Linked DNA regions of Homo sapiens: region 1 is linked to region 2. Evidence: read pairs that join two places in POLR2A ChIA-PET (ENCODE). Cell type or tissue: B cell. All regions are shown on one strand. Links, peaks and the distances in the headings refer to the core of each region. The heading gives the core; the rest is flanking DNA.

Evidence for each region. Peaks named below come from ENCODE experiments on the same cell type or tissue, not always from the same donor. Only the 100,000 strongest peaks of a DNase experiment are listed, where the experiment ranks them.
Region 1: POLR2A ChIA-PET joins it to region 2 with 6 read pairs; 1 of 35 experiments calls an interaction of 5 or more read pairs at or near these places.

Annotation. Positions count from the first base shown.
Region 1 is chr19:17,089,676-17,094,041 of GRCh38, reverse strand. The region is part of intron 1 of MYO9B (myosin IXB); the gene reads right to left. It overlaps SNORA118 (small nucleolar RNA, H/ACA box 118), which reads right to left and starts at 1,807; the gene lies at 1,677-1,807. In B cell, for the core only: no CTCF peak of the experiment used is centred there; DNase peaks (open chromatin) are centred at 2,201 and 3,341; H3K4me3 peaks cover 341 bases; H3K27ac peaks cover 1,695 bases.
Region 2 is chr19:16,834,032-16,838,397 of GRCh38, reverse strand. The region is part of intron 3 of SIN3B (SIN3 transcription regulator family member B); the gene reads right to left. Among named protein-coding and RNA genes, the nearest start is that of SIN3B, 6.8 kb to the right of the region's middle. RefSeq lists enhancers at 1,247-1,748, 4,048-4,137. In B cell, for the core only: no CTCF peak of the experiment used is centred there; a DNase peak (open chromatin) is centred at 2,097; H3K27ac peaks cover 927 bases.

The DNA of each region.
Region 1 (4,366 bases), core at 1,015-3,514, 260 kb before region 2:
AACAACAACAACAACAACAACAACAAAGCCAGCTGCAGTGGCTCATGCCTACAATCCTAGCACTTTGGGAGGCTGAGGAGGGCAGATTGCTTGAGCCAAGGAATTTGACACCAGCCTGGGCCACACAACTAGGTAACTCTACAAAGTAAATAAATAAATAAATAAATAAATAAATAAATAAATTAGCTGGGCATAGTGGCACACACCTTTAGTCCCAGCTACTTGGGAGGCTGAGGTGGCAGGACTACTTGAGCCCAGCGGGTGGAGGCTGCAGTGAGCAGTGACTGCACTACTGCACCGCAGCCTGGGCCACAGGGCAAGAACCTATCTCAAACCACCCCCCCCCCCACCCCCCGCAAAAAAACTGCTTTAAAAATTACATGGATTTAAAAGATCCCATTTCCCCAGGAGTTTATCTTTCTAAAACTTCTTACTCTGTATTCAAAAGTTCAGCCCTTGAGCCCAGGCACAGTTCCTCAGACACCACAGCAGGGAGATGGTCGGAAATCTAAAGGTACGTCAGGTTCCCAGGTGCCACATGGTATCGCTCACCTGGTCGTCCCAGGACGCCACGAGAGTTAATCATGGAATGTTCCCAGGCAGCTCCACAGGGCCAAGGAAGATGGACAGAGGTTTACGCACTTCTAATCCAGGTAAGGAATACAGGAGCCCAAACCGAAGATATATGTCTTTTTCTTTTTTTTTTTTTGAAATGGGAGTTTCACTCTTGTTGCCCAGGCTGGAGTGCAGTGGCACGATCTTGGCTCACTGCACCTCTGCCTCCAGGTTCAAGCCATTTTCCTGCCTCAGCCTCCCAAGTAGTTGGGATTACAGGCGTGCACCACCACGCCCAGCTAATTTTTTGTATTTTTGGTTGAGACAGGGTTTCACCATGTTGGTCAGGCTGGTCTCCAACTCCTGACCTCAGGTGATCCGCCCACCTCAGCCTCCCAAAGTGCCAGGATTACAGGTGTGAGCCACAGTGCCTGGCCAAGATACATGTCTTAATCACACATGCATGAATGTGTGTGTGCACTGGCATATGTACTTCCATGTGCTTGCATGTACACAGAGGAAACACATGTGAATACACACACTTCTGTGCATACAGTATACAAACATGAACACACCTCTGTGAACACAACATAGGACACACCCATGCTCATATAAACACAGCACACACATGGACACACTATGCACACACATGCTTGTACACATAGTCATATGCTTGTATACACACTCACATGCATGCACATGCATACAAGGACACAGGTATGAAAAAACATATGTGCAAGCGCTTTTTTTTTTTTTTTTTTTTTGACGGAGCCTTGCTCTGTCACCCAGGCTGGAATGCAGCGGTGCGATCTCAGCTCACTGCAACCTCTGCCTACTGGGTTCAAGAGATTCTCGTGCTTCAGCCTCCCATGTAGCTGGGATATAGGCGTGCATCACCACGTCTGGCTAATTTTTGTACTTTTAATAGAGACAGGGCTTTGCCATGTTGGCCAGGCTGGTCTCCAACTTCTAGCCTCAAGTGATCCAGCCGCCTCGCCCAGCATATACTTCCATATGAACACTCATGCACACACATGTGCCCAGCCACACGTATATGCTTGTACACAAAACACTTGCATGCACATGTCCACCCACATGTTCATGCCTACATACATGCGTACACCTGTGTATGTGCACACAGCGAGGCCTGGGCAGAGTTGGCCCGTCCTGTGACGTTCACTTTTGTGACCAGGGGCTCAGTGCAGCTCCCAGCTGGCGGGCTTTGGGCTGACTTATGGCTGAGCTGCCTGGATGTAGGCGACGCAAAACTCACTGGGATATGCCTACTTCCTCCTTCACAGCAGAGAGCAGCTCTGAGCGAGAAGCCAGGAGAACCCAAGGATGGGCTCTTTCTTCTGCTCCCGGCAGCCTCTGCCACCCACTGAGGGGACGGCTGATGCTAGCTCATGGAATCACAAGGGCTGAAGGCCACATGGACGGCTGCACTTGAGACTGCTCCGTGTCCTCCAGGGACTGCTGATGGAGCACCAGGAGCCCTCTGAGCCCTGCTGGGAACAAAGCCTGTGGGGGCTTCTGCAGCTCTGGGCCCCTGGTGTGCGGGGCAGAAGGGCAGACTCTCAGGAAACCCCACTCTCAGAGATGGGGCTGAAGGGGACGGTCACAGGACTGGCAGATGCGTGCCCCGCCCCCAGGCCAGGAGGAAGTGGATAAGGGCTTGCTCAAGGCGGCTGCTGAGCAGCCAGGGCTGCAGGGAAGGGGGTAGCCCTAGAAGGGACATCCCTCCCTGGGAGTGGGATGGGGGTGGTGGGAGCAGAAACTAGCTGGGACCACAAGCTGGCGTGCCCCCTGCAAGGCTCATCGGCCTGGTCCTCTCCTGCTCCCACAGGTGGGACCATGGGCCTGTCCTTTCACCCACAGCTCTGGGCTGACCCCCTATACCTGGGCCTGAACACTACCATACCCAGCTAATTTTTGTATTTTTAGTAGAGATGGGGTTTCACCATGTTGGCCAGGCTGGTCTCAAACTCCTGACCTCAAGTGACCCTCCTACCTCGGCCTCCCAAAGTGCTGGGATTACAGGTGTGAGCCACTGTGCCTGGCCACAAGACGCCATCTCTATAAAAAATTAAAAAATTAGCTGGGCGTGGTGGTGCACATCTATAATCCCAGCTACTCGGGAGGCCGAGGCAGGGGGATTGCCTGAGCCCATGAGGCCAAGGCTGCAGTGAGCTGTGATCATGCCACTGCACTCCAGCCTGGGCCACAGAGCAAGACCATGTATCAAAAAAACAAACAAAAAACAAAACAAAACTGCTTCCAAACATGGAAGCAACTGTTTTCATGCCTTTTGTGAAAGAATCCTTCCCTCCCTGGATTGGGGAGCCTCCTTTGTTAAATACTACACATGGCGTTATTTTATACATGTGGTCCGCCTCTGGGCTGCTGAGGCTTGTGAGGTGCCACGCTGTTTTGATTATCAGAGCTTCAGAGAATGTTCTCACTCGGCAGGGCTCAGTCTTTTGGGGTTTCCCAGGAGACCTGGGACCTGGAAATTAGTCTTACTGTGGCTTAAGATCCCTGCCCCAAGTGGATGTGAAACCTGCCCTTGGAAAATACCCTGGTTCTGGCGGGAATGGAAGGAAGCAGATTGGGGATGGAGGAACCAGGGACCTGAAGTCCCTGTGGGGGACAGCTCAGCCAAGTGGCGACCTCGGGTTATGGTTGTGTTTTGGGGTACGGGTCCTGAAAACGTGTTTCCTTCCTTAAACCGAATTGTCTCACCAAAATACCCCAAGGCTAACACACCCGCTCTACCACCTGACTCATGACCATCCCACGCACAGACAATGTGAACAGGAAGCAAAATACATCCTCCAGCTGACAGCATCAGTACGACCAAGGCCTTGTGTAAGAACAATCCCCTTGTCACCAAATGAAAATCAAACTGTCAGACTATAAAGATCCTCGAAGAAATGCCAAAAAGTGGTAACAAAGTGCCTGTCAACGGATAAATGGAAAAACACAACGTGGCCCATTCATCCAACAGAATATTATTTGGCCATAAAAAGGAATGAAGGCTGAGTGAGGCGGCTCACGCCTCTAATCTCAGCACTTTGCGAGGCCAAGGCCGGCAGACCGCTTGAGCTCATGAGTTCAAGACCAGCCTCGGGAACATGGCGAAACCTCGTCTCTACAGAAAAAAAACAACACAAAAATTAGCCAGGTGTGGTGGTGTGTGCCTGTAATCCCAGCTACTCAGGAGGCTGAGGTGGGAAGATGGCTTGGGCCTGGGAGGCAGAGGCTGCAGTGAACCAAGATTGTGCCACTGCACTCCAACTTGGCCAACAGGGCCAGACCTTATCTCAAAAAAAAAAAAAAAAAAAAAAAAAAAAAAAAAAAAAAAAAAAGGAAGGAAGCACCGATTCATGCTATAACGTGGATGAAACTAAAAAACATGATGCTGAGTGAGAGAAGTCAGACACGAAAGACCATATGGGGTGTGACTCCATTTATAGAAATGTCCAGAATGCCAGAACAGACAAATCCACAGACACAGAAAGTGATGAGTCGTTGTCAGGAGCTAGGGGATGAGGAGTGGGGAGTGATGGCTAATGGGGACGGGGTTTCCTTTTGGGGAATGAAAGTGTTCTGGAATCAGATAGAGCTGGTGTTGGCACAACACTGTGAATGCACTGAATGTTACTCATGATAAATTACACGTTATGTGCATTTCACTACAATAAAAATGATCACTCCTTTTAAAAAAACGGAGCGGTGCAAAAAGAAATGGCTATGTAAAACCAGGCCAGTATATGCTTTCTGCACTCTGAAAAAATGCCAATCTCAATTC
Region 2 (4,366 bases), core at 1,128-3,627:
GCAAATCCATAAAGACAGGAAGCAGACTCATGGTTGCCAGGGGCTTGGGGAGAGGAGAATTAGGAGGTTCAGGGTTTGATCCTGGGGTGATGTTAATGTTCTGGAATTAGTGGTGATGGTTGTACAGTATTGTGAATATACTAACACTTTAAAATGATGATGATTTTATGTTATGTGAACAGTATCACAATATGAAACATTTTTAAAAATTTAATCCTTTGAAAATGTAAAAATCACAACCAATCACACCGAGCCAGGCTGGCTTTGGTCTCCAAGCTACCATTTGCCGACTGTGCTGCTCTAAACCACCCAGCACAAGCCCAGTTTTCTTTTTCTTCCGGCACCTCCTCTCTCCCCGTGCCCTGGGTGGCCTCATCAGGCAGAGTTCGAACTGCCTCCCACACCATGACAACCATCCTGCGTGGCCGACACGTCCATCTGAGCATCCACACACAGCCCCGCCTGGGTACTGATTAACAGAGCCTCAAATGGCAGGCACCGCACAGACACATAGCAGCCCCCCAACTGCCCTGGCCTTATGCACCTCAGCAGGGGCCCACACTTTTACCCAGAGAATCAGGCATCCTGAGATCAGCCCAGACTTCTCACTCTCACTGACACCCCCGCTCCTGATCTACATCATCATCCACTCTGCCCCCATCACATGGGAACCCCCTCTGGTCCTTGTCACCAGTCACTCTGTCCCCATCACTCAGGGCACTTCTCTGGTCCTTATCACTGTCCACTCCGTCCCCATCACTCGGGGGATCCCTCTCCAGTCCTTGTTACCATCCACTCTGTCCTCATCACTGTCTACTCAGTCCCCATCACTTGGGGACTGTCTCTGGTCCTTGTCACCATCCACTCTGTCGCCATTGCTGTCCACCTCTGTCCCCATCACTCGGGAGGCCTTCCCTACTCCTTGTTACCATCCATTCTGTCCTCATCACTTGGGAATTGTCTCTGGTCCTTGTCACCATCCTCTCTGTTCCCATCACTTGGGACCCTCTCTGGTCCTTGTCACCATCCACTCTGTTTCCATCACTGTCTACCCCGCCTCCATCACTTGGGGCCCCTCCCTGGTCTCCCAGGGGCCTCCTGACCCCTCATTCTCAGCACAGCAGCAGAACCGCCTCCCAGAACCATCCAGTGGTTCTCACGCTCCTGGCTCCCTCTCCCCCTTCTCTCCTTCAGCTCCTGACCCTGCCGTTCTCCTTGGCTGTTCCTCAAGCACACCCACTCACTCTCACCTCAGGCCATCACTCCCCACCAGGAACAGTCCCTCATGAAACAGGTCCTGCCCACAGCAACCTCCTCCCACCCTTCCCTGGCCTGCTCCATCCTCTCTCTGCCCTCTCCCATGCGCCACCCGCATCTGCCCATCTGTTTCTCATCGGACCCCCCACCTTGACTGTGCAGGAACCCTGAAAGCAGGGCCTCTGAATAAACCCCAGGGCCTGGCTCGGAGAAGGGGTCACCGCCTGCTCCATGAGCCAAGAAGATACAAACACAAGAATCGACTTGTTGACAACTAGCGGGACTTCCCCCAGAGAACAGCCAGGGGGCTCCCTTTGAATGTCGAGGGGCTGCTTAAGTTAGGAGCTGCACGTTAAGGGGTTATCTCTGTCTCTGTCCAAGCCAGCTGTCATCTTCCACGAGGCAGGGTCTGCCCTGAAGAGGACCCGCTAGCTGAGAGCGGCCATGTTCCCACCAGCATCCAGTTTCTCATTCCTGCACCATGCACTGCTCCCTGGCGACGTTCCAGAAGGTGGATACAGTCATGAACAAGACAGTGCAGGGCCCACCTCATCTTAAGGACTCACCGTCAACCAAGGAAGGAAAACCAATAAGAAACAATGCATTCTGAACTTCTTTTCCTAGCCGTTTTGAAATACATAACCCAGGGTGGTGTAAGAATGACACAGGGTAGGGACTAGGGGGCTCTCTGTGGAGCTGACATTACAACCAAGGCCTGAATTACCAGACAGTAAATGATGCTGACTCAGGAGGCCAAGGCAAGGCTCCAGTAAGAAGCTGTTCCTTCCTCCAAATTCCCCAGGTCGTCACTGGCCACACACCACGGCCTGTGTCTGTCTTCCCCTTTAGACTCGTGTTCTCAACCTGAGCAACTCTGCCACCCAGGGGACACTCGGCAACACGGGAGACACTTTAGGTTATCACATCTAGAAGCATCTGGTGGGTGGAGGCCAGGGAGGCTGCTCAAATACCCTTCAGTGTGCAGGACGGCACCTCGCCATAAAGAACAGTCTGGCCCCCAAAGCTGAAGACACCCTGCGCCAAAGGCTGCCCGAGGCTGGGACTCTCTTATTCACCTTCCTTACCACCTATGGGCCACTCCCTACTTGTCAGTAGCTGGCAGGCTTTGTGATAAAATTGGGGGGGGAAAAAGATACTTCAAAACAGTCAAACTAGAAAAACTAAGCAACAGAGAATACTGGCCAGGCGTGGTGGGTCACACCTGTAATCCCAAAACTTTGGGAGGCCAAGGCAGGAGGATCACTTGAGTCCAGCCTGGACAACATGGTGAAACCCTGTCTCTGTTTTAAAAATGTAAAAAAGGCCAGGCACAGTGGCTAACGCCTGTAATCTCAACACTTTGGGAGGCTGAGGTGGGGGATCACTTGAGGTCAGGGGTTCGAGACCAGCCTGGCCAACATGGTGAAAACCTGTCTCTACTAAAAATACAAAAATTAGCTGGGTGTGGTGGCACATGCCTGTAATAGCAGCTACTTGGGAGGCTGAGGCAGGAGAATGACTTGAACCTCAGAGGCGGAGGCTGCAGTGAGCTGAGATCACGCCATTGTACTCTAGCCTGGGTGACAGTGAAATGGTGTCTCAAAATTAAAAAATAATTCAATTAAAGTAAAAAAAAAAAAAAAAAGAACTTTGGGAGGCCGAGGTGGGCAGATCATGAGGTCAGGGGATTTCGAAACCAGCCTGACCAACATGGTGAAATCCCATCTCTACTAAAAATACAAAAATTAGCTGATAGTGGTGGCAGGCACCTGTAATCCCAGCTACTCAGGAGGCTGAGGCAGGAGAATCACTTGAACCCGGGAGGCAGAGGATGCAGCGAGCCAAGATCGTGCCATTGCACTCCAGCCTGGGCAACACAGCGAGACTCTGTCTCAAAAAAAAAAAAAAAAAAGATGGCCAGGTGCAGTGGCTCATGCCTGTAATCCCAGTACTTTGGGAGGCCGAGGCAGGCAGATCACGTGAGGTCGGGAGTTCAAGACCAGCCTGACCAATATGGAGAAACCCCGTCTCTACTAAAAATACAAAATTAGTCGGGCGCGCTGGTGCATGCCTGTAATCCCAGTTACTCAGGAGGCTGAGGGAGGAGAATCGCTTGAACTGGGGAGGCAGAGGATGCGGTGAGTCGAGATTGTGTCATTGCACTCCAGCGTGGGTAAAGAGCGAAACTCTGAAACTCTGTCACAAAAAAAAAAAAAAAGAAAGAAAAGAAAGAAAGAAAGAATATCACCAGGGCCTCTGTGTGTGGGAAACCCTGTGAGGCTTTCAGACGATGGCCTCTCAAAGGACTCCAGGGAGCCGAAAGCTCAAAGGACTCCTGAAGCCACGCGAGTCATGGCCTGGACCTGGGATATCTCTCATGTTTCTGTCCTGAAGCCACACAAACAACAGCCCAGACTGCTGGGAAACAGGGCTGGAAACCTGACAGCACCTGTGTCAATATCAACTGGAAGCCAGTGGGCTCCCAGGGGCCCCCGAAGAGAACAAACTTCTACACCTAAGCCTGGAAATGACTGTTCCCAGGCTGCAGCACGATGACCAAGGCCCTGCTGAGTAGCTACTAAGTGAAAGTTCTTTTCAAGCCTTTCCCCAAGTCGATGGGTCTGCACCGTCATCATTGTCACCTAAGCCACCTACGGGGAGACAAGACTGCCAGCCCTCCACGGTTGGGGACCCGCAGCTACTTAAAGGAAGAGCCAACTCCAAATACAACCAGTGTGGCGCCTGTCAAGATCTAGCCCTGAAAGCCGAGTTACTCCACGGGCAGGGACTCTGCTGAAAGGCAATTTCCACATGCAGGACGCACAGTTCACATCTTTTCACTCTGGCTCTTTCTGAGTGAGTGACAGGAACGAGACCCAGAGTTTCCACAGCATTCAGGCTCTGCAAAGTGCTCTGGTGGACGCTGCTATTGCAAATGAGCTTGGCTTTCTCCCGCAGTCGTGACTGTTCTGGAGATCAGTCTTGCTAAGGCTTTCATGGTCTAAGACACAAGCAGTACATCTGGATCCTGGGGCTTCATTTGCAAACAGGAAATGGAAGGCTCTTCAGAGTTCAGTGGCCACACGCTTCCAAGTTCCCCTTTAAAGCT